Linked DNA regions of Homo sapiens: regions 1, 2, 3, 5 and 6 are each linked to region 4. The links are chromatin contacts, found by Hi-C or POLR2A ChIA-PET in ENCODE. All regions are on one chromosome and are shown on one strand. Each heading gives the region's core, a stretch centred on a gene start or an enhancer-like site at or near the end of the contact. The rest is flanking DNA. Distances are from core to core; before and after follow the strand shown.

Evidence for each region. A loop is a pair of places that touch in the nucleus more often than their neighbours do. ChIA-PET counts read pairs that join two places held with the same protein, here RNA polymerase II (POLR2A). Pooled maps may share reads with other maps.
Region 1: a loop to region 4 is called in a map of naive thymus-derived CD4-positive, alpha-beta T cell, with 6 times the contacts of the local background. The contact joins the promoter of TRIP4 here to the enhancer-like site in region 4. A Hi-C loop is called at or near these places in 1 of 168 maps with a recorded cell type or tissue (naive thymus-derived CD4-positive, alpha-beta T cell), 1 of 37 single-sample maps with no recorded cell type and 9 of 50 pooled maps. POLR2A ChIA-PET finds 5 or more read pairs at or near these places in 3 of 52 experiments (CD4-positive, alpha-beta T cell, PC-9 and activated CD4-positive, alpha-beta memory T cell).
Region 2: a loop to region 4 is called in a pooled map, with 6 times the contacts of the local background. The contact joins the promoter of ZNF609 here to the enhancer-like site in region 4. A Hi-C loop is called at or near these places in 8 of 50 pooled maps. POLR2A ChIA-PET finds 5 or more read pairs at or near these places in 3 of 52 experiments (activated B cell, activated CD4-positive, alpha-beta T cell and activated T-cell).
Region 3: a pooled map shows a loop between it and region 4 (4-fold over the local background). The contact joins the promoter of CSNK1G1 here to the enhancer-like site in region 4. A Hi-C loop is called at or near these places in 3 of 50 pooled maps. POLR2A ChIA-PET finds 5 or more read pairs at or near these places in 2 of 52 experiments (HepG2 and activated CD4-positive, alpha-beta memory T cell).
Region 5: a map of CD8-positive, alpha-beta T cell shows a loop between it and region 4 (8-fold over the local background). The contact joins the promoter of OAZ2 here to the enhancer-like site in region 4. A Hi-C loop is called at or near these places in 4 of 168 maps with a recorded cell type or tissue (CD14-positive monocyte, CD8-positive, alpha-beta T cell and naive thymus-derived CD4-positive, alpha-beta T cell), 1 of 37 single-sample maps with no recorded cell type and 11 of 50 pooled maps. POLR2A ChIA-PET finds 5 or more read pairs at or near these places in 2 of 52 experiments (Panc1 and activated T-cell).
Region 6: a pooled map shows a loop between it and region 4 (6-fold over the local background). The contact joins two enhancer-like sites. A Hi-C loop is called at or near these places in 1 of 37 single-sample maps with no recorded cell type and 6 of 50 pooled maps. POLR2A ChIA-PET finds 5 or more read pairs at or near these places in 3 of 52 experiments (HEK293, T-cell and activated B cell).

What each region holds. Positions count from the first base shown.
Region 1 is chr15:64,385,042-64,389,498 of GRCh38, reverse strand. TRIP4 (thyroid hormone receptor interactor 4) reads right to left here and starts at 1,663. Exons shown (of 13, transcript NM_016213.5): 1 at 1,535-1,663. The coding sequence starts at 1,635. It also overlaps a transcript of PCLAF not described here. RefSeq lists enhancers at 947-1,447, 1,377-1,866, 1,448-1,948.
Region 2 is chr15:64,457,582-64,462,338 of GRCh38, reverse strand. ZNF609 (zinc finger protein 609) reads right to left here and starts at 1,761. Exons shown (of 10, transcript NM_015042.2): 1 at 1,501-1,761. It overlaps LOC105370861 (a long non-coding RNA gene), which reads left to right and starts at 1,752. Exons shown (of 3, transcript XR_932367.3): 1 at 1,752-1,840. RefSeq lists silencers at 1,430-1,529, 1,590-1,709 and an enhancer at 2,170-2,239.
Region 3 is chr15:64,353,458-64,358,152 of GRCh38, reverse strand. CSNK1G1 (casein kinase 1 gamma 1) reads left to right here and starts at 1,980. Exons shown (of 12, transcript NM_022048.5): 1 at 1,980-2,165. RefSeq lists silencers at 2,045-2,094, 2,205-2,264, 2,655-2,714.
Region 4 is chr15:65,298,960-65,303,738 of GRCh38, reverse strand. No RefSeq gene overlaps it. Among named protein-coding and RNA genes, the nearest start is that of RNU5B-1, 3.3 kb to the left of the region's middle. RefSeq lists an enhancer at 2,033-2,548. Within about 2 kb of position 3,163, at least 3 of the 41 ENCODE cell types and tissues checked have a DNase peak (open chromatin) inside an H3K27ac peak, as active enhancers do; they include CD4-positive, alpha-beta T cell and CD8-positive, alpha-beta T cell, where a contact is called at or near this core.
Region 5 is chr15:64,700,010-64,704,904 of GRCh38, reverse strand. It overlaps OAZ2 (ornithine decarboxylase antizyme 2), which reads left to right and starts at 1,624. Exons shown (of 5, transcript NM_002537.3): 1 at 1,624-1,876. The coding sequence starts at 1,857. It overlaps LOC124903507 (a long non-coding RNA gene), which reads right to left and starts at 362. Exons shown (of 3, transcript XR_007064679.1): 1 at 273-362. RefSeq lists silencers at 1,489-1,808, 1,819-2,038 and enhancers at 3,667-4,504, 4,505-4,895.
Region 6 is chr15:65,817,403-65,822,074 of GRCh38, reverse strand. All of the region lies in intron 1 of LOC105370866 (a long non-coding RNA gene), which reads right to left. It also overlaps the pseudogene HNRNPA1P44. Among named protein-coding and RNA genes, the nearest start is that of DENND4A, 27 kb to the right of the region's middle. RefSeq lists an enhancer at 645-764. Within about 2 kb of position 2,299, at least 6 of the 41 ENCODE cell types and tissues checked have a DNase peak (open chromatin) inside an H3K27ac peak, as active enhancers do.

The DNA of each region.
Region 1 (4,457 bases), core at 414-2,913, 910 kb after region 4:
TTTATCTTGTTGTTTACTTTTTTTATTTCTGTAGAGACAGGGTCTCACTATGTTGCCCAGGGTGGTCTCCAACTCCCAGTCTCAAGCAATCCTCCCACCTCTACCTCCCAAAGTGCTGGGAATAAGGGCTTGAGCCATCTCCTAGGGCCTCAAAAAAATCCATTAAAATAACCTACTTGAACTGTCTCCTTGCCAAAAGTCTATTTTCTCCGAAACTCAGAAACTCATCTTACTTCCTACAAAAGCCCTAGAACAGCAATTTAGGTTTCAACATCAGTGACCAAGGAATCAAATGAAGGAACACTTTCAGTTCTTCGATCAAGTCCCATTTTTGTAGTTTTCTCCCCTGCCTGAACACTTTGGACCGCCACCTCTGTCTATTCCTTAGTTCTCGGGTGAAAGTTATCCTTTCCAATAAACCTTCCGAGTTTTTCAAATCTTAATGAGAATCCTTTATTTTGTGCTCCAACAAGCCCCTTCATTTCCCCAACCTCAGCACTCATCAACGAAGGGGAACCCAACTGTCTTGTCTTTGTTACCCCAGCACCTGGCGTGTAACAGCAGCGCAACAAATGTTCTTCAATCAGTTGAAAGTAGATATTAAGTCATGTACACCATCTCCATTTCATAGGAGTCATAAAGCATGATAAGCTCTACTAATGATTAATCTTATAAATGAAGAAACCAGGGTACAGAGAGAAAAATTAAGTTGTCCTGGGTTCTAAAACAGGTAAACGACAACAGAATATAGAACCTGAGACTCCAGAGTCAGAAGCTATTTGTACTCTACCACGCTGCTTCCACTTAAATTCTAGGTCCTATTGACACAGCTGACCCTGTTGGCTCTACTGACACAACTCAGATTGGGCCGACTAAAATGTTCAGAGTATATCTGGGTGCGGTGGCTCATGCCTGTAATCCCAGCACTTTGGGAGGTCGAGGCGGGCGGATCACTTGAGATCAGGAGCTGGAGACTAGCCTGGCCAACATGGTGAAACACTGACTCTACTAAAAATTTTTAAAAATTAGCCGGGTGTGGTGGTGCGTGCCTGTAATCCCAGCTACTTGGGAGGCTCAGGCAGGTGAATCACCTGAACCCGGAAGGCGGAGGTTGCAGTGAGCCAAGATCGCGCCACCGCACGCCAGCCTGGGCGACAGAGACTCCGTCTCAATAATAACAACAATAATAATAAATAAATAAAAGAGTAAGGGGTTCAAAGTTAGGAAATACAGTTTGACCTGCCCCTTCTCTCTAGAAAGGAAACTGGCTCCTGGGACAGCCTTGCATTTCTAATTATTACAGATTGGGCGTCTTCCCAGGAAAAAAGCCCGACCGGCAGACTGTGGAGCCGGACACCCTATTCCAGAAACTAAACTACAAAGGTGGAGGCCAAAATTCGACGCCTACAGACTACAGACTGCAGCCCCTTTATCACATTTCTCTCTTAACTTTTCAGTCCTCCCCGCTTCCCGGTTCGCTCAGGCAGTGCACATCCCAGAGCTCCTTCCCCGCTTGGACCCGAACTGTTCTCACTGAATGATCTCCTCGCTGACATCCAGGCCGAAAGTCTTCCGCAACTGCTGGGTGCACCAGTGCACCAGCGGCTCCCCGGACACCGCCCCAGCCACCGCCATCTTCCCCAGCCGGAACCAGCTGAGCTGCAAAAGCCCCACGTCCTGCACCGGACTAGTTCCCTTCGCAACACCAACCTCTCTCACGCGGGTTCCGCCAGCTTGCACCGCCCCGCAAGGTCGCACCGCCTCCAGTGCAGATCCCGCCCATCTGTGCGCCTCCTGCTTCTTCCTGCTTTGTTGTCTACTTCCTTGTGCCCTCCGGAGTCGAGCTCTGTCAGTGCATGATTCTTGCCAATCGCTAAACGTAGGACTCGAGGAAGGCCATTGGCAATTCTGCTAAGAAGACAGTGCAAGTGCCTATAAAAACGACAGTTTAGGGGGAAAACAAACCAATACCCGGAAAGCTGAGAGGCCAGCTTTTTAATCGTCATGGTTTTATGTAAAATAAAACAGCACGTGGAAGGTATTGTAAGCGCTGTAAGTTTTTGCTCTGGTGGTGGTTTTAATTTTTTAATTAATTAATTAATTTATTTATTTATTTTGAGACGGAGTCTCGCACTGTCGCCCAGGCTTGAGTGCAGTGGCATGATCTCGGCTCACTGCAAGCTCCGCCTCCCGGGTTCATGCCATTCTCCTGCCTCAGCCTCCCAAGTAGCTGGGACTACAGGCACCCGCCACCACGCCCGGCTAATTTTTTTTGTATTTTTAGTAGCGACGCGGTTTCACGTGTTAACCGGGATGGAGTGTTTATTTTTAATACCCCCTGTAGTCGACTACTAGATTCACACCGCTAAAACTTCTATTTTATTTTTTGAGCCATGTATTTTCCAGGAGAGCCAAGACAACTCAGCAAGCTCGAGGGTAAAAAACAGTAAAACAGGAGTTGGAATTTGGCTTTGAGGACTTTCCACATGAGTTCTCAACCAAAAATGACAGTATTTAAGGGCTGTCTGCAATTCCCTACCCCGCTAAGACAATGGGCTGGGGAAAATTTAGCCAAACTTTTCTGGAGATCATAATGTCTTCCCATTCATTTCTGGCTTTTTGTTGCATTTGCAGGTTAAAAGTTCTTCATTTCTACTAGCCTGTTTAGACTAAGTGGTCACATTAAATTGGCAGCTGTTTTACCTTTTTGCTAGTGTTTTCATTGGCATAAATATTATAATTAAAATCATGAGTGTATTGGCCGGGCGCAGTGTCTCATGCCTGTAATCCCAGCGCTTTGGGAGGCCGAGGCGGGAGGATCACCCGAGCGCACACGGAGACACACACACAAACACACACACACACACACACACACACACTGGGCGTGGTGGCTCATGCCTGTAATGCCAGCACTTTGGGAATCAGAGGCAAGAGGATCACTTGAGCCCAGGAGTTCCGGACCAGTCTGGGCAGCATAAGGAGAATCCTCATCTCTACAAAAATGAAAAAAATTAGCCTGGCATGGTGGCACATGCCTGTAGTCTCAGCTACTTGAAAGGCTGAGGTGGGAGGATCACTTGGGCCTGGAAGGTCAAGCTTGAAGTGAGCCCTGATTGCACTACTGCACTCCAGCCTGGGCGACAGAGCAAGGCCTTTTTACAAAAACAAAACAAAACCTCATAAGTGTATTGATTTACATTCCATTTAGATTGTCGTAGATATCATTAATTTGGAAAGCAGATGATTTTCCAGGGTTTTTTTTTTTAAGAAAAAGTCAAAATACTCTGTGAATGTTTATTAATTGTGGGTACAAGTTTTGTTTCTTTGTAAAACTCCACTACATTTAATAATAATTGTAAGGTATCAAAGTCATTTACCTGTTTATTTATTCAGTCCCTGTGTTAGGGTTCTCCAGAGACAGAACCAATAGGATAGATAACAGATAGATATAGATACAGATCTATGAGGAGATTTATTAGGGAATTGGCTCAGGAAATTATGGAGACTGAAAAGACCCATGACAGGCCATCTGCAAGCAGGAGACCCTGGAATGCTGGTAGCTGGCTCAGTCCAAGTTGTGAAATCTTCAAGTCTCAAGGTGGAGGGCCTGGAGTTCTGATGTCTGGGAGCAGAAGTCTGAGAAGAGTGTCTCAGCTCCAGAAGGAAGAAATATTTTTTCTCACCTTTTTTGTTCTGGGTCCTTGGTTAATTGGATGGTGCCCGCTCACATTGAGAGCAGATCTGCCCCACTCAGTCCACTGACTCACATGCCAGTCTCCTTTGGAAATACCCTCAAAGGCACCCAGAAGCAATGCTTTACAAGTTATCTAGGTATTTCTTTTTCTTTTTCTTTTTTTTTTCTTTTTCTTTTTTTGAGATGGAGTTTCCTCTTGTTGCCCAGGCTGGAGTGCAATAGTGCAATCTTGGCTCACCACAACCTCCGCCTCCCGGGTTCAAGCGATTTTCCTGCCTTAGCTTCCCGAGTAGCTGGGATTACAGGCATGTGCCACCATGCGCGGCTAATTTTGTATTTGTAGTAGAGATGGGGTTTCTCCATGTTGGTCAGGCTGGTCTCAAACTCCCGACTTTAGGTGATCCTCCCGCCTCGGCCTCCCAAAGTGCTGGGATTACAAGCCCTCTAGGTATTTCTTAATCTGGTCAAGTTGACACCTAAAATTAACCATAACAGTCTCCATAACTAAAACATTAAGTGCTTGAAGGCAGAGACTATGACTTAAGTTTTTTCATATAATATAATTTAGTATGTCATACATGTTATGATAAGTACGTCCTCCAGAATAACATAGGTGGCTGGGTACCGTAGCCCACACCGGTAATCTCAGCATTTTGGGAGGCTGAGGTGGGAGGATTGGTTGAACTCGGAAATTCGAGACCAGTCTGGGCAATATCAGGAGACCCTGTCTCTACAAAAAAAACCTAAAAATTAGCTAGGTGTG
Region 2 (4,757 bases), core at 512-3,011, 840 kb after region 4:
GGTCTGAAACAAACATCGTAGTTGAGTCTACCAGACACTATTCCTTCACAACTTAGTACAGGCTAGCCAAAGAGGCAGGCACAACATGGCTGGCATCCCTTATTCTTCTGAAAAATGTGTGCCAATGAGCTCTGCATTGTTCCTCACTCAAAAAGAAGAGCCTTTCTCTCTGGCCTCCTCCAATGGCAAGCCCCAGTCTGGAAAAGGAAGAAAATGGCACTGAGGAGCCTGGGAGATGGAGCATATCCAAAGCTCTCAGACAAGACTTGAACCTATGACCTTCACTGTGTACACAATAGGCGGGTGAGAGGGACCGGTTTATCTCTGCTGCAGCAGTTCTCAGCCCTGGGGTAGCGCTCCCGATAAAATGACACGACTATTGTGTGTGGCAGCAGAACAGTCATCTCCTCACAACAGCCTAAACCAGCACTCCCTCCCCCAAGACAAAGCAGCAGGGGTGAAATTAACTCAAGGCTGCAGAGCAAAGCCTAATACAGAAAAGGGAGGCCTGTAGGGGCTTGGGGACTCTCCTCAACCCCTTAGGCTCTGGACACATGGCTGGAAACAGACAGGCTTTCTTCCCTATCTTTCTCACTCTCATTTAGGTAGGGAGCTGTTTCTTAGAGAATTTAATCATCCGTGATTTGTTCAGAAATATTCCCCCTGAAGGGCTCTGATCTCTCCACCCTGTGTGAGCCTAATTCCTCGAAGCTGAAATGACTGTTTGCTGCTGCCTGTTTCACAAACACACATTAATTGGTCAGATGTGTCTCCTCCTCCTCAACCCCAGAGGGAGGAAGGAGAATCTGAGCAAAGCACAGAGATGATCCAACCGTAATTACACATAAAGGGAAAAGAGGGCAGCATGGGTTTTCCAAACAGGATAGGGTCACAAACCCTCCCGGGGGTACAAGGATAGCAGTTGAGGTCCAGGCCCAGGGATCCCTCCATCTTGAAGAAAAGGACAGGAGTAAATGTGACCTGAAGACTGTTAGGGGCACACACCCACAACCTACTTACTGCAGGATCCCAGCCACCTTGCTCCCCACTCCTAGGTCACGCACACGTCCTGCTTCCGACCCTATGCTCTGAACAACCACCACCGCCCCCGCCCCCCCTCCCCCGCCAACTCCCTGACTGGCCCCAGTCGCCCCGAGCGCCCTCAACATACCCAGACTCGCCTCAGAAACTCTCTGGCCTGCTCCCATAACCTAGCCAGACCCTAATCCCCTCCCGGGCACCCCTACCCTCAGCCTGAACCGGCCGTGGCCACGCTTTGAACTTCACCCCGCGCCCCTCGACGCCCCCTCCCCCACCCACGCAACGACCCCCCCTACACACCTTCCCCTCGCTCCGCCCCAGCCCCCCCAACCCCCACTTCCTCCGTCAGGCAGCGCCGCCGCCCCCGGCCCCCATCAGATCCCCTCAGCCCCGCGCCCCATCGGTGCCGCCGCCTCTTTCCTCCCCCAGTCCCGGCTCCACACAAAGCTCCGGACTCACCGCGCGGCCGGTCCCGGGAGCCGCCACCTCCGCCCGCCCGGGGCCCCGGGCCGTAGAGCCGCCGCTGCTACGGGGCCCAGGCCGCCATCCGTTCCCGCGGCCCCTCCCCCCCACCCCACCCCGGCTCCGGCTCCGGCTCCGGCTCTGGCTCTCTGCCCCCTCCCCGCGCCTCTCCGCCCCGCCCGGCCGGTGCCGCTGTGTCCGGGGCCGCGGGTCCCTCAGCCGCCGCCACCGCCGCCGCCGCCGCGATCCGGGACAACCAGAGTCACCCGGAAGACGCGGACACTGGACTGCCAGGCCCTCGGATCCGGATTCCGCGCTTGTGTGGAGTCTGGAGCCGGTGAGCGCAGGGGAAACCCGGAACCTGGATGAAGGAGCGAAATCCTGGGTCTCGGAATGCGCGCTCACCCGGAGCCCAGATTAGGGAGTCTTAGCTCAGGGAATGCTGGAAAACCCGGCGTGCCGGTTAGAACCAAGATAAACTCAAAGAAACCTGGATTAGAGAGCTCGAACCTAACGCTGTCCCCTCGTGGGCAGTAGAACTCTCGCTGGATCAGACTTCCTCATAGAGAGGTCTCTGGGGGGAGTATTGCACCTTATAACACAGAAGACACCTCTTCTGTAGTTGTCCTTCAACCACAGAGAGGAAAGGGCCGTAGGGGATCTGAACATGGGCATCCACAAAGAACAGAAGAGCAATCACAGCTCCTGATGGTTTCATCCATTTTACCCCTTAGTTCAGCAAAGTACCAACCTCCTAATTTTTTATCCTTTGTTCTCCAGCTTTCTCTTTTAGGATTACCACTTGCTTTTCTCCCCAAAGCACCCATTTCTAATCCCTCTATATATCCCTTTTCCCCTCACCATCCTCTATCACTAAATCTTGTTGCCTTTTATTATCTAAAAACCTTATTCTGTCCTTCTCCAACCCACCATTCTAAGGATTGTAGCTTTTATTTTTCCTTATCTGCTATTCATCTCTGATTGCCCAGCATACTATCTAGTGCACAGTAGGCATTCAGTCCATGTTTAAGTGAGCCCTCCCACCCAGCTTTCACTTGTGAAACATCTATTCATGACGACCTCCTAAGACTTCCATCTCATTCCATAGCAAACAAATTTACCTTAATTCTCAAGGCCTCCCACATCCTAGCCCCTATTATGTCCTTCCTGTGTCCTTGACCATTTTATTTTGCTTTGCATTTATCTTACCTTTTTTCCCTTATCCTGGGGCATCCTTCAACAGTGCCACTCAAGATAGCATGTGACTTGGAGATAAAGTGAGGTCATAAAAAGGTGGGGGGAGGGGTTGATAGCTAAAGATAAAAGTAAACCTTTCTGGTCTAGGAAAAATAATCTCTCTTTGGTCCACCAATAGTCATGTTGTTAGACAGTACAGGGGCAGAACTGATCCCAGGTGACAGCGAACTTCCAATGTATACTAGACAAAGTTACAAGTGAGGATTCAGCTACTTAGCAGGTGGAGACAGAGAAGGGTTTAGTGTTTTAGACTTAGGCATGATTTAATTAAGGATTAAACATTCCAGTAGTCATCTCCCACTGAAGGAGCATGACTCTGCCATTGGAGAGAACTAGACTGCAAAAATAGGGAACAAAGGAAGGTAAACATTCCTGCAGTGAACTCCAAGTTTCAGCCAGAGAAAGTTCTCAAGCCTCGAAGAACCACTAAAAATTTTCAAGTGATCAGATGTCCCACATAGTAAACAAACCTTAAGTTTTGATTTACTGTTCCTCTAGACCAAGGGTTGGCAAACTGCATCTCACAGGTCAAATCAGGCTCACCACCTGTTTTAACATGTCCCATGAGCTAGAATGATTTTTACATTTTTAAACAGTTAAATAATCAAAATACTATTTCATGATGTGAAAATGATATGAAATTCAAATTTCAGGCCAGGTGCGGTGGCTCACGCCTGTAATCTCAGCACTTTGGGAGGCTGAGGCGGGCGGATCACGTGAGGTCGGGAATTCGAGACCAGGCTGACCAACATGGAGAAACCCCGTAAAAATACAAAAGTAGCCGGGCGTGGTGGTACATGCTTGTAATCCCAGCTACTTGAGAGGCTGAGGCAGGAGAATCGCTTGAACCCGGGAGGCGGAGGTTGCAATGAGCCGAAATCTTGCCACTGCACTCCAGCCTGGGCAACAAGAATGAAACTGTCTTAAAATACAAACAAAAAAATAGTTTTATTGGCTCTAGCCAAGCTCATTCATTTACATTATCATCTATAGATGCATTTTTACTACAACAGCAGAGTTGAACAGTTGAAACAAGGACTGCATGGCCTGTGTAAAGCCTAAAATATTTGCTATCTGACCCTTTACAGAAAGTTTGCCAACCCCTGCTCCAGACAAGCACTATCCAACAGAACTTTTTGCAGCGATGGAAATGTTCTATATCTGTGCTGTCCAATGCAGAAGTCGCTAGCCACATGTAGCTATTTGAGCACTTGAAATATGGTCAACAGTGACTGAATAACTGAATCCTTAATTTCATATAATTGAGATTTTCATAACCACAAGTGGCTAGTGGCTACCATAATAGACAGTACAGCTCTAGACTCTTAAATCTTCTGTACTGATGTTTTTTTTTCTCCTTATGCCACTATCTCACTCCCTTCCTGTGACATTCCTCTATGGATTCTCAGGAACTCCCCACCACCCCACTGTTCCACAGTCCCACTCACTATATACACATCCATTTTTCTGACCTCAAGCTAGGGTACACTTACTAGGTTGTCTCTCTGGACTCTCCATTGTCACAAATGAAGTCTGAAAATGGATCAGGTTATCAGTTGTCACCCTATGAATTAAGCCACATTATGTACATACACATAAATGGACATTTACACAAGTTCATTTGTGTCAGAGGATGGCACTGAGGCTGTATTCTTTCTTCTCTGCATGAGAGAAGTAGAAAAGCCCTCCACATGCTGGATGCCTTGTTGCTGCTGGTGCCTGTGGTATGGATCACCTCCCTCCGAACACATTCACAGAAGCTCAGAGCAGCAGATGTATGCTTGGCTACTTGAATCTCTAGGAAAAAAAATTCCTTCATCATTGGATTTTCTGTCCCTCCCCAGGCCTAACAAACTGAAGTTCACTGATTTCTTTAGTTTAATAGATGCTTGCTGTTTACTCGTCTTTTTGAGCTGACTTTTTGAGAATAACTCCCATGCTGTCTTGATCTTGGCTAGGTGCATTTTTAAAATTTACTAAATTAAATGAAATCCACA
Region 3 (4,695 bases), core at 731-3,230, 940 kb after region 4:
GGTTCTTTTCCTTTTTTTTTTTTTTTTCTTTTTTCTGAAACGGAGTCTCGCTCTGTTGCCCAGGCTGGAGTGCAATGGCGCAATCTCGGCTCACTGCAACGTCTGCCTTCTGGGTTCAAATGATTCTCATGCCTCAGCCTCCCGAGTAGGTGGGATCACAGGTGCCCACCACCACGCCCAGCTAATTTTTCTATTTTTAATAGAGACAGGGTTTCACCAGTTTGGCCAGGCTGGTCTCGAACTCCTTACCTCAGGTGATCCTCAGGCCTCGGCTTCCCAAAGTGCTGAGATTACAGGCGTGAGCCACCGCACCCAGCCTCCAGATACGAGTTGTTTTTTTCGAGTATTACTTTGTTAACTTTTACCCCAACCATTCATTTTCCCAATATTTTCAAACCCCAAATCACCCAGACACAATAAATGAGGTCTCTTTTCTTATCCATAGTGTCGGTATGAAAGTTTATTTTGAAGGTTTTTTTTTTTTTTTTTAGACGGAGTCTAGCTCTGTCTCCATGCTGCAGGGCAGTGGCGCGGTCTCGGCTCACTGCAACCTCCGCCTCCCGGGTTCCCGCGATTCTCCTGCCTCAGTCTCCCGAGTAGCTGGGACTACAGGCACACGCCACCACGCCCAGCTAATTTTTGTTTGTTTGTTTATTTATTTATTATTATTTTTGAGACGGAGTCTCGCTCTGTCATCAGGCTGGAGTGCCATTGGAGTGCAATGGCACGATCTCGGCTCACTGCAATCTCCGCCTCCCGGGTTCAAGCAATTCCCCTGCTTCAGCCTCCCGTGTAACTGGGACTACAGGCACGTGCCACCACCCCCAGCCAATTTTTTGTATTTTAGTAGAGACGGGGTTTCACCATGTTGGCCAGGATGGTCTCCATCTCCTGACCTCGTGATCTGCCCGCCTCGGCCTCCCAAAGTGCTTACAGGAGGACTACAGGCGCGAGCCACCGCGCCCGGCCAATTTTTGTATTTTTAGTAGAGACGGAGTTTCACCATGTTGGCCAGGATGGTCTCCATCTCCTGACCTCGTGATCCGCCAGTCTCGGCTTCCCAAAGTGTTGGGATTACAGGTGTGAGCCACCGCACCCGGCATATTTTGAGTTTTGAGTGGAGGATTAGACAGTCTTCTTCCTTCCCAAATTTGATTATGGGCTCCCTTTAGCCTTTTTCTTTGTTTTCTGTCTTTTTTCCACCACCACCCCGCCCCCGAGGCGCAGTCTCAAGAGGTCCTGAGAACATGTGCCCTGCTCTCTGTTTTAAGGATTAAAATAACTGTCGAGTTACATTGAATCTTTTTTGCCTATTCCATTTGGCTAGGTTAATTCCAGACCTTACACAAACATGTGCAGCTCTTACAAAATGTAGGTGAAGACAACATTTTTCTAACCATTCGGCTTCATGGGCTGTCACAGGAGAACTAAGTGCATGAAAAACCTTTCACAACATTGAAAGAAATTTTAAAAATCTGGTTGAAACACAATTAAAAATCCACAAGAGGGAGATGCTTGCTAAACCGTCAGAAAATAATTCCCTCGAGGGACCTGAGAGAGGAGCCTGGAGCCTTAGGAACAGCCACTGGGTCAGCCACGGGATTAAGGGTGGGAGGGAGCAGGAGTATATAGAGACGGGGGCTTGGTGGAGGAGTACAGTTGAAGGGAAAAGCGGGATGGGTTTCGTGCCTCTGGCAGCGAAGCGTGTACTTGGTCTAAGATCTTGAGCAGAAGGTAAGAGCGTGTTGCCAAAGCAGAGCTCAGTGCTCCCGATATATCTTCTGGTAGTCCCAGAAGAAATGGGGGTGGGTTGCTTTGAAGGCACTTCCGCTTAGCAACCCCACGCGGTTGCTAAGGAGGGGGCAGCCGTGGGGATAACCCGGAAGTGATGGTGTCAGTTTAACGCTGCCTGCCCAAAGTTTGTCCTATTAGGCCCGCCAGGGTACTCTGCGACTCCGGGACGAGGGCGGGGCCGCGCTAGTGGTTCCGGTTCGGCTCCAGCCGCCCCTCGGCTCCTCGCCTTCCCCCTCCCGTCCGCCTTCTCCCCTCCCTCCCGCTCCTGGGAAAGAGAGAAACCACCGCTGCGGGTGGGTAGAGAAGCACTTGGCGCCTCGGGGAGGGGACCGCGCCCGCCTCATTTGCGCCTTGCAGCACTGCTGGACCAGGTATCTGCCCGGCTTCGTCGGGGTTCTGTAGGCTGAAGTCTGAGGGGGTGTGTGTGTGTCTGAGGGGGTTGGTGGGGGGCCCTTTCCTGGGCGTGGGTGGGGGACGCCGTGATCCCGGGTGGGGCGCAGGCTGGCGTTTGTGTCTGTGGAGGGTTGCGGGGGCGGAATGGAGGGGCTGAGGGACACAGCGGGTGGAGAGTTTCGGTTAGCGGGGTAGAGGTAGGCGGAGGAGGCGCCCCTTCCGAGAAACTGACTCTAGCCGGTGTGGACCGGGAGTTTGCCACCTGGAGGGCTTACTCTGAAAGGGGGAGCATCCCCCGGGAGCCAAAAGGAGGGCACAGATCTCGTCAGGGTGACTGGGGCTATCCCGTGCTTCCATTGCCCTCTTTCCCTACCCACCCCGCTGGGACAGAGCTGGACTTCGAAGGTTGTGGGGGTTCTGAGTCGACTGGGTACCGCGGGGAGCCGCCCTTGGCGGAGCTTAGGGCACAAGAGTGGGTAATGAGACTTTCCTCTACCCAACTTCCGTACGCTTCCCCCACTTCTTCCTTTACTGTTTCCTCGCCCCCACGTCCTACAGGAGCAATGTCCCCCAAGTGGGCAGGCATCACAATGTAAAAGAGAGTGGAACTGGGTTTGTTGCCCCTAAATGACACTTAAGATGTTTGGAAAGTGCCTGAATGACATATTCAACCAAGTCTCCCAGCTCGATATTAATTCCGGTATAAATTACCTTAGAAAAGTGGAATTCTGAAAAGCATTTAACAATAGGCTAGTCCAGGTGTAGTCTTGTGTAGTAGATGTACGTGTTTATTTAAAAAGAATGGACTGGGGAAACCATATAGATGTATCACAGGTCTAGGCAAGACATGTTGAGGCAAGGCTTTTGCAGCCTCTTTCTTACCTGCCAGTAAACCTGTCCTAATTTAAATGAAGTAGAAAGATCCTCTTCATTTTTGTTTCAATCAGTGACTGAATACTAGGTGCTGTGTAGTGATGTCTCAGAACAGATATGTGAATTTTCAGAGAGAGAATGAATGTTCTGCTGTTGAGCCTGTGTCTTAATCTTTTAAGGAGATAATTGCGGTCAAGTGGAAGTATTGACTTTCAGGCAGATAAATCTTGGGTTGAACCTAGACTATGCCAGTTGCTAGTTACTGACCTTGGGCAAGTCATGGAACCTACCAGAGCTTTTGTTTCTTCATAAGTAGTATGAGTTAAAATTCTTACCTGTATTATAAGTAACATCCCATTTTAAACGGAACCACCTTTGAATTAGAAGATAAATTATTACCATTAATCATACACAGTCAAGGCAGCCCAGTTTTGTGAAACGAGGTTTGAGATAGGAAAGCAACCGGATAATTTTGAAAAAAAAATGCATACAATAGGACTTTCAGTGTCTTCTCGAAATTGATCGTAGGTAGCATGAAATTCAGTTATCAGTAGTTTCTTAAAATTCAAAATAATAAAGTAGAATATGGCCCATTTATTGAAATGAGCAAAATATATTTTATAGATTTTTCTCAGCTACACCATATTGGTGTTTATAGTATGGATTAACACGAAATACATGAAAAAGTAATGTATGTAAATCTTAACATCACATGTCTCTTTAAAGAGAATTAAAATTGGGGTGTAAAATAGAAGGTACTTGTTTTTTGTTTGTTTGTTTGTTTGTTTGAGACAGAGTCTTGCTCTATCACCCAGGCTGGAGTGCAGTGGCACGATCTCGGCTCAGTGCAACCTCTACCTCCAGGATTCAAGCGATTCTCCTGCCTCAGCCTCCTGAGTAGCTGGGATCACAGGCGCCTGCCACTACACCCAGCTAATTTTTTGTATTTTTAGTAGAGAGAGGGTTTTACCATGTTGGTCAGGTTGGTCTTGAACTCCTGACCTTGTAATCCATCCGCCTTGGTCTCCCAAAGTGCTGGGATTACAGGTGTGAGCCACCGTGCCCGGCCTACTTGTAATTTTAAGATAAAAATCAGCAGCATCAGCAGCACCTCTCATCTCAGTTAGATTTATGCTACTAGAAAAACTTATATAATATTCAGAAAACAAAATCGAATACATTTCTGCCTTTAAATCATTCCTTATTACGATATAGAAATAAATCCAAGAAACATGAAGTCTGTTTTTTATTTATTTTTAGTGACAAGGTCTTTCTCTGTCACTTAGGCCAGAATGAATGCACTGGGGCAATTATACTCACTGCAGCCTCAAACTCCTGGGTTCAAGCAAACCTCCTGCGTCGCCCTCCCAAAGTGTTGAGATTACAGGTGTGAGCCACCTCACCCAGCCCATGAAGTCTTTTTCTTTCTTTTTTTTTTTTTTTTTTGAAATGGAGTCTCACTCTGTCACCCAGGCTGGAGTGTGGTGGCACGATCTCGGCTCACTGAAACCTCCACCTCCCAGGTTCAAGCAATTCTCCTGCCTCAGCCTCCTGAGTAGCTGGGATTACAGGCACATGCCACCACATCCAGCTAATTTTTTTGTATTTTTAGTAGAGACGAAGTGTCATCATGTT
Region 4 (4,779 bases), core at 1,914-4,413:
GGTCTGGAATTACGGGCCACAAGCAATCCTCCCATCTCGGCCTCCCAAAGAATTGGGATTACAGGCCTGAGCCACCTCGCCCAGCCAGCACTAAGACTTTTACAGCCGATGGTGTAAACATTTCATTTCCCGACTTTCACACCTTCTCTAAACCAACACTTTTTTTCACTTTGCTGCTCCTTTGCTAGCAAGTCAATCATATTTGACATGCATGTAATTTAAATTTGTCTAATACATTTAAAAAATAGATTTACTGGATATAATTTAAAAGCCAAGCGATCCATCCATTTAAAGTATACCATTCGGCCGGGCGCGGTGGCTCACTCCTGTAATCCCAGCACTTTGGGAGGCCGAGGTGGGCGGATCACCAGGTCAGGAGATCGAGACCATCCTGGCTAACACAGTGAAACCCCGTCTCTACTAAAAATACAAAACAATTAGCCGGGCGTGGTGGCGGGCGCCTGCAGTCCCAGCTACTTGGGAGGCTGAGGCAGGAGAATGGCGTGAACTCGGGAGGCGGAGCTTGCAGTGAGCTGAGATTGTGCGACTGCACTCCAGCCTGAGCGACAGAGCGAGACTCCGTCTCAAAATAAATAAATAGAGTATACAATTCAATGGTTTTTAGTATATTCACAGTTGTAGAATCATCCCCACAATATAATTTTAGAATTTTTTGTTTTGGGTCTGTTATTGTTTTTCTTTTTTTTTGAGACGGAGTCTTGCTCTGCTCCCCAGGCTGGAGTGCAGTGGCGCAATCTCGGCTTACTGCAACCTCCGTCTTCCAGGTTCAAGAGATTCTCCCGCCTCAGCCTCCCAAGTAGCTGGGACTGTAGGCGCCTGCCACCATGCCCAGATAATTTTTGTATTTTTAGTAGAGACAGGGATTCACCATGTTGGCCAGGCTGGTCTTGAACTCCTAACCTCAAGTGATCTCCCCGCCTTGGCCTCCCAAAGTGCTGAGATTACAGGTGAGCCACCGAGCCCAGTTAGAATGTTTTTGCCACTCCGAAAAATGAAACAGTACCCATTAGAAGTTACTTCCCACCTGCTCATTCACCCAGCCTCTGGCAACTACTAATCTACTTTCTGTCTCTGATAGGCCCATTCCAGACATTTCATATAAAAGGAAGCATACAACATGTGGCCTTTTGTACCGGCTTCTTTTGGTGTGGCTCATTGGTGAGCAAACATTCATCTGGTTTTGTTTGTTTGTTTGCTTGGTTTTTCCTTCCCACAACAAGGAAAATGTGATTTAATTCTACAAATTTACAAACCAAAATACAAAAACAAAATGTGGAACACAAAATAAAGATGAGGAGTTCTGAGACTCAAGGCAGCTCAGCCGTAGCAGCTGCCCCGTGGTCCGGGCTGAATCCTCCCCATGACTTGGAGTCGGCTCTGACCTTGCCAGAACTTGAGGCTGAAGCCGGGCCCGCAACCGAGGCGCCCTGGTTCGTGATGGTGAAGTGGAAGCCAGTCTCCTTCACGTGGTCGTCACCCAGCTGGCTGTAGCCCAGGCCTCCCTGGCGGGGCGCGGGTCGGGTGGGGGCGTGCTGGTGCTCCACTTCACACACTGCTGCTCACTCTTTACGGGCCACGTGGGGAACATCGAGGGGTCAGTGGGGGGGCGGGGGGCGATCTCGCAGAAATACTCGCTTGCGGCCATCCTCAGTGCTCCTCCCGGGGAAGTAGGTCAGGAACTTGTTCGTAAGATGAAAGCCCTGTTCTGAGAGCAAGGCCCCCAAGCCCTTGCAGAGGTTGCTATAGGGGTACTGGCTGAAGGTCATCTTCTTGACTGCTGGAAGGTTACTGTAGCCATTCCTATTTGTTTTTGTTTTGATACACGTTCTGTCACCCAGGCTGGAGTGCAGGGCTGCAATCATAGCTCACTGCAGCCTCAAACTGCTGGGATTAAGCACCTCCTGCCTCAGTCACCCGAGTATCTGGGACTATAGTCTGCAAGCCACCACATTGGGCTAATTTTATTTTTTAATTTTTTGTAGAGATGGGGGTCTCCCTATGTTGACAGACATGTTGCCCATGCTGGTCTCGAATTCGTGGGCTCAGGGGATTCTCCCACCCCTGCCTCTGAAAGTGTTGGTGAGAGGTGACAGCGCGCTGGCAGCCCTCGTAGCCCTCGCTCGCTCTCGGTGCCTCCTTGGCCTCAGCGCCCACTCTGGCCGCGCTTGAGGAGCCCTTCAGCCCGCCGCTGCACTGTGGGAGCCCCTTCCTGGGATGGCCGAGGCCGGAGCCGGCTCCCTCAGCCTGCGGGGAGGTGTGGAGGGAGAGACACCGCAGGAACCGGGGCTGCGCACGGGGCTTGCGGGCCAGCTAGAGTTCCGGGTGGGCGTGGCCTTGGCGGCCCGCAGTCCGAGCGGCCGGCCGGCCGGCTCCGCCGACCCCAGACAGTAAGGGGCTTAGCACCTGGGCCAGCAGCTGCGGAGGATGCGCCAGGTCCCCCAGCAGTGCCGGCCCACCGGCGCTGTGCTGGATTTCTTGCCGGGCCTTAGCTGCCTCCCTGCAGGGCAGGGCTCGGGACCTGCAGCCTGCAATGCCTGAGCCTACCCTGCCCACCCGCCATGGGCTTCTGCGCGGCCGGAGCCTCCACGGACAAGTGCCGCCCCCTGTTCCACCGCGCCCAGTCCCATGGACCGCCCAAGGGCTGAGGAGTGCCGGCACACGGCTCAGGACTGGCAGGCAGCTCCACCTGCGGCCCCAGTGGAGGATCCACTGGACGAAGCCAGCTGGGTTCCGGAGTGTGGTGGGGACTTGGAGAATCTTTATGTCTAGCTAAGGGATTGTAAATACACCAATCAGCACTCTGTATCTAGCTCAAGGTTTGTAAATGCACCAATCAGCACTCTGTGTCTAGCTCAGGGTTTGTAAATACACCAATGGACACTCTGTATCTAGCTAATATAGTGGGGACGAAAACTTTTGTGTCTAGCTCAGGGATTGTAAACACACCAATCAGCACCCTGTCAAAACGGACCAATCAGCTCTCTGTAAAACAGACCAATCGGCTCTCTGTAAAATGGACCAATCAGCAGGATGTGGGTGGGGCCAGATAAGAGCATAAAAGCAGGCTGCCCGCTCCTGCTGCGGCAGGCAGGTGGGGTGTTTTCTTTGATACCGAGGTGGCTTTTTTTCTTTTGCTGTTTGCAGTAACTTGCTATTGCTGCTGCTACTGCTCCGTGCGTGGGTCTGGCCTATGAGCTGTAACACTCACCCTGAAAGTGTGTAGTTTCGCTCTTGAAGCCAGTGAGGCCGGAAACCAACTGGGAAGAAGGAACAACTCCAGATGTGCTGCTTTAAAGAGTTGTAATGCTCACCGTGAAGGTCTGTAGTTTCATTCCTGAGCCAGCAAGACCACGAACCCACCAGAAGGAAGAAACTCCGAATGCATCTGAAGGTCAGAAGGAACAAGCTCTGGATACGCCGCCTTTAAGAACCCTGAGATTCACCACGAGAGTCTGCGGCTTCGTTCTTGAAGTTAGTGAGACCAAAAACCCACCAATTCTGGACACATTGGGATTAAAGGTGTGCCACTGCGCCAGCCAGCGTTACGTCTGTTTTGATAGTCTTGCATGCTTGCTGTAGTTCACAATGTAAGGGGAAGTTAGAAACCCATTGAGATGCAAAGTTCTCACCATATGATAATAGCTACGTCTCATAGGACCTAGCAAGGGGTTAAGGGGTGGGTTCTCTGAGTACTGACCTCCCCCCGTATTGAGCCTTGGGAGAGAGTGTTTCCCTTTTCCTGGGCTTTAGGAGACATTTATTTGTTGGCCTGTACTGTGCTTCACTCTGGAAGGGTCCTGGATAGCTTTCACTGTTGAGAGAACTGAAAGGAGAGTTAACTTGTTTGTAGCTCTGTGAGTCTCCACAGAGGGTCATGGAGTTTCTACAATTTGTGAATCCGAAGCTTGGACTCACGTTGATCCGTTATTTATGATGTGGCTTGCACCTCAATTTCCAGCAACAATTCGTGCTAATTTAATTTAGGAAATAACTGGCTGGGCGCGGTGGGTCACGCCTGTTGTAATACCAGCGCTTTGGGAGGTTGAGGTTGGGGGGATCACCTGAGGTCAGGAGTTCAAGACCAGCTTGGCCAACATGGTGAAACCCTTTCTCTACTAAAAATACAAAAATTGGCGGGACGCAGTGGCATGTGCCTGTAGTCCCAGCTACTCTGGAGGCTGAAGCAGGAGAATCGCTTGAACCCGGGAGGCAGAGGTTGCAGTGAGCGAAGATCGTGCTACTGCACTCCAGCCTGGGTGCAGAGACTTTCGTCTCAAAAATATAATAATCCAGTGTGTATTTTATACTTAAGTACATCTCAATTGAGACTGGCCACATTTCAAATGCTCAATAGCCACATGTGGCCAGTGGTTGCCATATTGAACAGTATACTTCTAAATCCTTTTGGATCTTCTATGAAGATAATCATATGGACTGAGAATAATAATTTTTTCTTTTTTCACTCCTTATACTTTTCCCTCCCCCTGACTTTTCTTGTTACACTTGCCTGGCAAGGCCCTTAGTGAAAAATTGAATGGAAGCAGTGATACTGTCATCTTTGTCTTTTTCCAGACTCTAAAGGGAAAGTTCACAACACTTTGTTATGTGTGAATGTTTTTGGTGGTGGTTCTACTTTAAGCAGATTCCCATCTATTTCTATTGTAATAAGATAAAAACATAGCTGGGCTTGGTGGCTCATACGTGTAATCCCAGCACTTTGGGAGGCCGAGGCTGTAGGGAAGGCTTGAGCCCAGGAGT
Region 5 (4,895 bases), core at 375-2,874, 600 kb after region 4:
AATTTGTGTTGAAAAAGCCTTAGCTTGGTAGCTCCAGCCTTCCTTCTGTGCCTCCATCCCCATCATCCAAAACCCAAAAGCATGCTGTTTGTGAAGGAGAGTAACCATATCCTGAGATGACTCCAATGTGAGATGTTTGTGAACTGAAAGTCATAGTGACCGCCGATCTGGAGTGTCACCCTTTCTCTGAGTTATCACTCTTTCTGCAAAGCTGTCCCTAATTCCCTAAATTACTTTCTCTGTGGCATTCCTCAGATTGAGCACTTACTTACCTGGTATTGTGATGACCTGTGTCTCTCCCCTTGACCGGATTGTGACATCCAAGGCAGGAACCTTGCCTGGTTGATTATGGCGTATTCTTGGACTCTAGCACATGCCTGGAGCATACAGTAAGTAGCTATTCAATAATTATTTGTTGGCCGGGTGCGGTGGCTCATGCCTGTAATCCCAGTACTTTTGGAGGCCGAGGCAGGTGGATCACCTGAAGTCAGGAGTTCAAGACCAGCTTGGGCAACATGGTGAAACCTCGTCTCTACTAAAAATACAAAAATTAGCCGGGCATGGTGGTACATGTCTGTAATCCCAGCTACTCAGGAGGCTGAGGCAGGAGAATCGCTTGAACCCGGGAGGTGGAGGTTGCAGTGAGCTGAGATTGTGCCACTGCACTCCAGCCTGGGCCACAGAGAGAGACTCCATCTCAAAAATAAGTAAATAAATAAAATAATTATTTGTTGAATAACTGAATGGATGTAATCTGAGGTGACAGAGTGACCCACTGTGATCTGAGATAATGTGACCTCTCTTGATTGCAATCTGGGTTGACTGTGAACAGAGTCGGGGCTTTTGATGATTGTGTTGAAGTGTCTGTGATTGTAACCTACAAGGACTGTGATCTGAGGGGTCTGCGCACCGGTGACTGTGGCCTTCAGGCACTAATCTGTCATAAGGACCAGTAGGGATAATGAATGGAGGTGACTGAACTAGTAACCTTGCATGATCGATTGAAGTAACTTGCACTGATTGTGATCTGAAGTGACCGTGAACAAGTTAGTGACGACGCTTTCCACGACTGTCTTGTTGTGACTGTGCTCATGATCTACAGAGTTCTGGCTTCAGATGACCTAAGCCAGTGCTTGGAGCAGCCTTGACGATTGACATGAGATGTGTGCGAGATGCTGAGATTGTTGATCTACCCTGACAGCTGAGGTTATTGATCTGCATTATGAGCTGAGATAACAGATCTGTGGGCCTGGACTCAGACTAGGAATGGTGCTAATATGTGTGTAGTTCTCTTAAGATTTCTGATTTTGTTTTAATATCCTCCCAAATGGCACAGCCCTGTTCGGCCCCACGCCAACAAGGAATAGGGATGAGGACCAGGTTGAGTCAATCCTCACAGAAAACTACCGGAAACACAACGCATCTTCTGGGCCGCGCTGCCGCAGCTGCGGGCAGACCCACCGCCTTGGTCATGGCCTCCTGCACAGCCTGCCCTTCGTTCGGACCCCCTAGCCCTACCCCCACGATCGGTCCGTGGTGCGCCTGCGCGGAGGCGGGGCGGTGCTTTGCCCTTTGTTGTGGGCCCCAGTTTCCCAGGACACCGCGCGGCGCTGGGGTGGGGCTATGCAGATGAGGCACTCGGGGGCGGGGCGGCGGCGGCGGCGGCGGCGGTGGCGGCCGGGGAGGGTCAGTTGGAGGCAGGCGCTCGCTGAGGCAAAAGGAGGCGCTCGGCCCGCGGCCTGACAGGGACTTAGCCCGCAGAGATCGACCCCGCGCGCGTGACCCCACACCCACCCACTCATCCATCTATCCACTCCCTGCGCCGCCTCCTCCCACCCTGAGCAGAGCCGCCGAGGATGATAAACACCCAGGACAGGTAACGGCCCGGCCCAGGCTCCCCGCCCCCATCCTCCCTCATCTGCTCCAGAGGGCCTCTCACGTACCCCTAGCCGGCCCCCGCCCCCCGCAGCGGGGCCATCCGCCCCCAGCCAGGTCCGTTCACCACTTCAGCCACCCTAGTCCGGTCCTCAGCCCTGCAACTGGGCCTTCTTCTGTCCTTTAGCCCCCTCTTCAGCCGGGCCCATCCCCCTCATCCGGGCCTTCTCCTCCCCTAAAGCCCCCAAAAGCCGGAACCCAACCTTCCAAGCAAGTCCCCTTTTTTCTTTCAGCCCCACCGAATTGTGCCCCATTCCCCAAACTGGGCTTTCCCCGGCATCCAGATTCCCCAAATTGTTTCCTGTCTTCCTCAAATCTTTCTTACTCCCCTTATAAGTCACTTCACCCTTCCCTTTGAATTCCCTCCCTGATGAAAACTGCACCCCCCACCCAGACTCTTCTCATATCACTGCCCCCCGCAAAGTCAACCTCCATCCTTCAGTTCTCAGTTTACCCCCACTCATCACCCTCCCCCCATTCTCTTCAGGCCTAGCAGTCCTTACACAGATGTCCAGCCTCTTCCTCCTGGTCCCATACTTCAGCTTCATCTTTCCCCCACCTTCCCCTCTCCACACCCCTCTCCCAGTTAGGCCCCATTTTCCCAGTCTCCCAGCGCCATTCCTTTTATTTATCAAACACCAGGTTTGATTCTTGTGCTCCATCCTGTTGCCCCAATGGTATACCCCCAACACTCTTGGAAACATTCTTACCCTCTAAACATCTTTTCTCAGCTGGAACTCATCCTTCTCCTTCCCCTCTTAACTGAATCCCGTCTTTGGATCATTAGATCACAGGACCCAGCCATCTCGCTTCCAGTGAACCTTCCCCCTGTACCTCCAGTGCCTTCAAACCAAGCTCTATATTCTGGACACTAGATCTTTGCAATTTCCTCCCTCAAAACCCGACCCTAGTCTTCCCCCATTAATTAGAGAAAGGCTGCACATCTTTCTCAGACCGAGCACCCTGGTTTTCCAAACTTGCATGGTATATCCTTCCCCCTGCAGATAGTTCCTCAATTTTCCTTTCTCTACATGCCTCTCTTTCTCCAAGACAACCCTTCTCACCTATCTCTCCCTCAAATTTTAATATATCCCATATTTCTGCCTCTGTTCTCTGAAACTGTTCCACAATTTCCTAATTCCCCGGAATTTTTAATCCTAGTTGCTCCTTATACATCAGAATGGCTTTCATTTACAATTTGGACCTAATTCTCTTCCTCATTTTTTCCCCAAACTTGTTGCTGTCCTGTCCAAACCGTGTCTGAAGCTCATTAGTTCCCCACACCAGACCTTTTGTCCCCAGATTTGGCCTTATGGCCTCTGCCTCTCACTTGGGCCTCATTATTTTGCAAGCAGATCCATTCCCTGTAAATCTTCCTTAAATTGGGCCATGTTCTATTCAGAATTAGACTAGTTCCTCTCAAATGCATTGCCTTCTTTATTGCTTTTCTTTGCATAGAGCCCTCTAACTGCCACTCAGGATTCCTCTCAAACTTGGGCACTCTTCTTACTGAAATAGTCTCTCAACTTTCCTTTCCCACTTGTTAACAGCACCAGCCTTAAATATTCCAACTGGGTTTTCAGCTTTTCTTGTATTTCAGTGTTTCTTACCCTGGCTTCACATTTGAGAAATCAGTCACTTGGGCCTTACCTTCAAAGATTGGTCTCATTGGCCTAGAGTGTCCTGATTATTAGCATATAGTTTTAAAGCTCCCCAGGTAATTCTTTATAATGCAAAGCTGGGGTTAAAAACCACAGCTTCCTTCCTGCAGCTTTTCCCATCCTATTCCTGTAGTGGGTGTCAGCCCTTTTCTACTGACAAAGGCCTAATTTTCTTCGAGGAATATTTTTTTTTTTTTTTTTTTTTGAGACAGGGTCTCACTCTGTGGCGCAGGCTGGAGTGCAGTGGTGCGATCTGGGCTCACTGCAACCTCTGCCTCCTGGGCTCAATTTCTTCAGGGATTTCTTAGTCTTTCTCTCTCAGGTGCTGTCCAGAAGTGCCCAAGATACAATACCTGCAACAGCTTCTGAAGTTCCTGTCTGTACTCAGTTCTCAGCCATTGGCCATTTTCTTCCCCCAAGTCTCAGACTCTTAACTGGTGCCCTCCCCCTCATTTCTTCTTTGCATGCAGGAAGAAAATTCACTCGCCGTTTGATAATTTGTTATGGTCTTATTTGACCTGTTATCCCTGCCTCCCATGTTCTCTTTACCCTACAACCCATCAGCTGTTAGAGTTTCCTTTTCCAAGACTCTCCATGTCCATCCCCTCTGCATTCCCCCCTTTCACTCCATCTTCTGTAACCCAGCCCCTCGGGAGCTGAGGAGGTGGAGGCGGATATAGACACGGAGAGTGCTGGATGCAAAGGTGTTACTTGTGGCAAAGGCGCCGTGTGTGCTGAGGATAGATGGCAGGTATGAGAGAGGGCAGGATGAAGCACAGGGGTGGAGGGGAGCAGAGAGACCTACAACAAAACCCACTCAAGGGGTATGTGAGATAGACTTTTTTTTCTGTTCTTTTTGTGTGTCTGTAGTGGGGGTTGGAAAGTGGGGTGGTCTCAGCAGTCATTCTCTGGAGTCCTCTGGACTGAGCTGGTCGAAATGCCGAGTCTTTTGTAGGCTGAGCCCTGAGAGTTGAGCAACTTGGAACCAACATGTAAGAGTCTTCACCAACTGTGAGGTTGAAAGACCTGAGTTCTGGCTGAGCCAGTGTGCTTACATGTGAAAAGAAGAGGGGGTTGGGTTAACTTGACTCGAAAATTCTTTCCAGCTTCCTAAGTGGCAAAACAGGCTTGCTTGTCTCCAGGGCCCTTGCTTAGCGTGTTGGTAATTTGAGGGGCCTGGCTGTATGAGAGGCAGGTGGAGAGAGGAGCCAACTGGCCTGCCAGGGCCTGGGTAGGAGCTAGGCCTTGGATCAGGCTCCTCCACTTGGCCTGGGGGTGGGGTGTTGTGTGCAGGGTGTC
Region 6 (4,672 bases), core at 1,050-3,549, 520 kb before region 4:
TGTTTCACCATGTTGGCCAGGCTGGTCTCAAACTCCTGACCTCATGTAATCTGCCCTCCTCGGCCTCCCAAAGTGCTGGGATTATAGGCATGAGCCACCGTGCCTGGCCTTTTTTTTTTATTTTATTTTAAGATGGAGTCTTGCTCTTGTTGCCCAGGTTGGAGTGCATTGGCACAATCTCGGAAGCTCACTGCAACCTCTGCCTCCCAGGTTCAAACAATTCTCCTGCCTCAGCCTCCTGAGTAACTGGGATTATAGGCGCCCACCCCCACGCCCGGGTGATTTTTGTATTTTTAGTAGAGATGGGGTTTCACCATGTTGGCCAGGCTAGTCTCGAACTCCTGACCTCAGGTGATGCGCCTGCCTCGGCCTCCCAAAGTGCTGGGATTACAGGCGCGAGCCACCGAGCCTGGCCAAAGTGCATAACTTCTAAGTGGACAACTCAAAATATTTTTACATGTGTATGTATCATGTAACACCACTCAGTTCAACATATAGATTGTTACTAGCACCTCTGAAGAATCTCTGTGCCCTATACTAGTCAGCACCCTCTAGGGATAACCACTGTTTTGACTTTTATCACCACAATTTAGTTTTGCCTGTTTTTGAACTTCATATTAATAGAATCAGACAGCATGTATTGTATTTGTTTTCTTTCACTCAACACTATGTCTGTGAAATTATTGACCATATTCTAAAGATGCAATTCATCTTCTGGCTCAAGTCCTCAGGGAATCTGTCAAAACTATGTACATACTATGTTAGCTATACACAGGTATGCATAGTCTAAAAACAGGCAGTTGAGAAAAGAACTTTCTTAAATGACCAAAATAGAATAACCAACCTATGCTGCTCTTGTTGCTTTCTACTCTTGCTTCAATTTCACTTTCATCTCTGCTTTGAAATGGGATCTGATCCACCCAAGTATTTTCTTTTCTTCTCCCACTAATGGATAAATAGCTTATGCAATTTTCCTTATTTATATCCAGCATTCCCCATTAATGCTCCACAATCATTGGTCTACAAGGTATAAATGGCCTCAAGCTATAATTTGATGCAGCCCTCTATCATCAGCAAGAAAAGCATTACTGGGGCCAGGTGCAGTGGCTCATGCCTGTAATCCCAGCACTTTGGGAGGCTGAGGCAGGTGGATCACGAGGAGGTCAGGAGATAGAGGCCATTCTGGCCAACGTGGTGAAACCCCGTCTCTACTAAAATAAGAAGAAAAAATTAGCCGGGCATGTGGCGCATGCCTGTAGTCCCAGCTACCCAGGAGGCTGAGGCAGGGGAATCACTTGAACCCGGGAGGCAGAGGTTGCAGTGAGCCGAGATCCCACCACCGCACTCCAGCTGGGGGACAGAGCAAAACTCTGCCTCAAAAAAAAAAAAAAAAAAGAAAGAAAAGAAAACAAAAGCATTATTATTGGACGGGGTGCAGTGACTCATGCCTGTAATCCCAGCACTTTGGGAGGCCAAGGCAAGCAGATCACTTGAGACTAGAAGTTTGAGACCAGCCTGCCAACATGGTGAAACCCTGTCTCTACTAAAAATACAAAAAACAGCTGGGTGTTGTGGCAGGCACCTGTAATCCCAGCTACTGGGGAGGCTGAGGCAGGAGAATCACTTGAACCCAGGAGGTGGAGGTTGCAGTGAGCCAAGATCGCGCCACTGCACCCCAGCCTGGGCGACAGAATGAGAGCCTATCAAAAAGAAAGAAAAGAAAAGAAAGGAAAGGAAAGAAAAGGAAAGGAAAAGAAAGGAAGAGAAAGAAAGAGAAAATAAAAGAAAGATTAAAGAAAAGAAAGAGAAAGAAAGAAAAGAGAGAAAGGAAAGCATTAAAAGCATTATTATGCTCTATATTCAGATTCAACAGATATTTACTGAGCACATATAATCTTTAATGTATTTTGCTAGGTGTTATGGAGAACTACAAAAATATAGCAAGCATGGGTTCTACCCTTATGAACATTCAGTCTAGCAAAGAAGCAGTATAGTATGGATATCTACATAAAAGATCATAATATAAGCTATAAAGTATTAAAAATGACACCATTTGAGTTAAAAGAAAAAAGATGCTATTCAAAAAGCTCAGAGGAAAAGTTAGCTTCTAGTCAGGGTGGTGTCAAGGAAGCTTGGTGGGAGAGTATTTATACTAGAAGGATTAAAAGAAGTAGGATATCATGACTAGATAGGTTTAGTCATACAGCGGATGGGGCAAGGGCATTTTAGATAACCATAAGGACAAGGACCCTGAACTGGGAAATTATGCTGCATGTACAGGGAGTGACTGTGCAGTCTGACCAAAGAACAGGGCAAGTAATGAAGAAACTGGGGCCCCGGGTGGTTATGGATTACCCAGAGCCATAGCACCAGACAGCCCTAGAATGGGCATTGAATCCCAGGCGTTTTCCTTCTTTAATGCTCCCACAATATGACCAAGTCAACATTTTAGTCACTGCTCTGCTTTATTTACAACAACCCATTATATATTGTCCATTAAGTAATTGACTCAACAAACACTTATCGAATATCTAGTACACTCTAGGCATAATTGGATGCTATGGTCTCCAAGGCTGATTTGATATGTGTTATAAAATACTTTTTCCCAAGTGGGGAATAGGGCTAATATTGGGCTAAGACAGATTGTCTTTGTCTTTGTTAAAATTTTATAGAGTTATACTTCAGAGCAAATACTATAAACAACAAAGACAATTAAATAAACCACAAAAACAGATCTCTGTATCATGTTTTTCTACACGACATCAATACACTGAGTCTTAGCAATGACTGCCCATGTGTTTTTTCCATAACTATGCTTACTTATGTTTTAGCAAGGGGTAATACAGAAGGATATGAAACCCTCCATCCTTGAGCGAAAGTTTAAAAACATTTCTAGTATTATAGTAGAACAAGACTCACTTCCGTTTAGCTTATCAACCACCAAGAGACATTTCCCCTTTGTACTTGTTATGTTTTAGTGTAACTATGGAGACACAGCACTTTCCATGCAAGTGACACACATGATTTTGGTTTAACATACTCATTTTCTGAGAAACATTTTAAAATGTGGTCACTATTTTAAAAATTGTGGTCACTATGAGATCTTTGAGCTACTTTGGTATTTCAATGTAAATCCATACATTTGTTAGCAATATTCATTGAGGGAAGAGTTAAGTACCACGGATTATGGATTCTTTCTGATTCCATCAAACTATTCCTAATTAAAGCTTTGGTGCCAGAAAAAAAAAGGTAATTATGAATTGAACAAATTGGGCTATCAGATATTTTTATAAATCGTAGGGTATATCAAGTTGAGTTTTGAGAGCTCTGTTTCCAGGTATATGGCAGGCTAGGAATTCACACTGCACCTCCCACTGGAAACAATTAAAAAGGCTGAATTAAAAAAAATCTTAAACCTCTTAGAAGCATTGAGCATGGGCAAGAAAGAAAGAAATTATTAGGTCAAAGAGAAGTGAAGAAGGAATCCAGACAGGTAAGTGGACAACACTGTCCAGGTGTACAACACCAGGAGGCACCATTTGGATTCTATTCACCTAAATGATGCTCTTGGGGTTGTTTGATGCTATGGCCCTGAGATCACTTTGCCCTAAGGGCATTTGCTCAACCTGGTGAACTGCAGCTTGGGCTTCACAATGGTTCCAGAGACAAGGTAAAGCCGAGGGCTTGGAGAATCCCATTGGAGACCATTCTCCCAATAAAGCTTGGACCCTTTAGGTGGAGATGAAAACCAGCATATCCATTCATCCTCAGGGTACTGCACAAAAAGTTCCTGTGGAACTAAGTAGAACTAAGTACTAAAAAATACTGTCACTGAAAGACTGACTTGTGATGATCTACAGCCAAAACAGGTTCATAAAAGCCTCAAGCTATTACTCTAAGTTGAGTAGGCAGGCCCCAGGTGCGTGGAAGAAACAAATACAAATCTTCTCTGGAGGAAGGTACCTCAATAACTCACAAATTATTTTCTAAGAAAATTGAGCAGCTCACAGTAACAAACATTAAGCACTCAAAGAAATGCTACTATATAAATGAAAACCAGAAGAAAGAAGAAATCACATACAATAGAATTAAATGGAAAACATCTACAAATATTTGAGAAATTTAAATTATCACACATACAAGGTGAAAAAAACATTTTACTTCTTTTTTTTTTTTTTTGAGACAGAGTTTTGCTCTTGTTGCCCAGGCTGGGTGCAATGGCGCGATCTTGGCTCACAGCAACCTCCACCTCCTGGGTTCAAGCGATTCTCCTGCCTCAGCCTCTGGAGTAGCTGGGAGTAGTCATGCACCACCACGCCTGGCTACTTTTGTATTTTTAGTAGAGATGGGGTTCCTCCACTTTGGTCAGGCTGGCCTCGAACTCCCGACCTCAGGTGATCCACACTCCTCAGCCTCCCAAAATGCTGGGATTACAGGCATGAGCCACCGTGCCTGGTCACCATTTTACTTATTTAAGAAAAAAAAAAATACAAAGTAGAAAATACCTATTTATTAGGCTCATGAACCCCACGGAGGGAGCATCGTTAAAGTCTCTCTTCCCCCTGCCATCATGTCTAAGGCGGAGTTTCCTAAAGAACCAGAACAGCAGAGGAAGCTCTTCACTGGAGGGTTGAGCTTGGAATGAGAGCCTGAGGAGCCATTTTGAGCAATG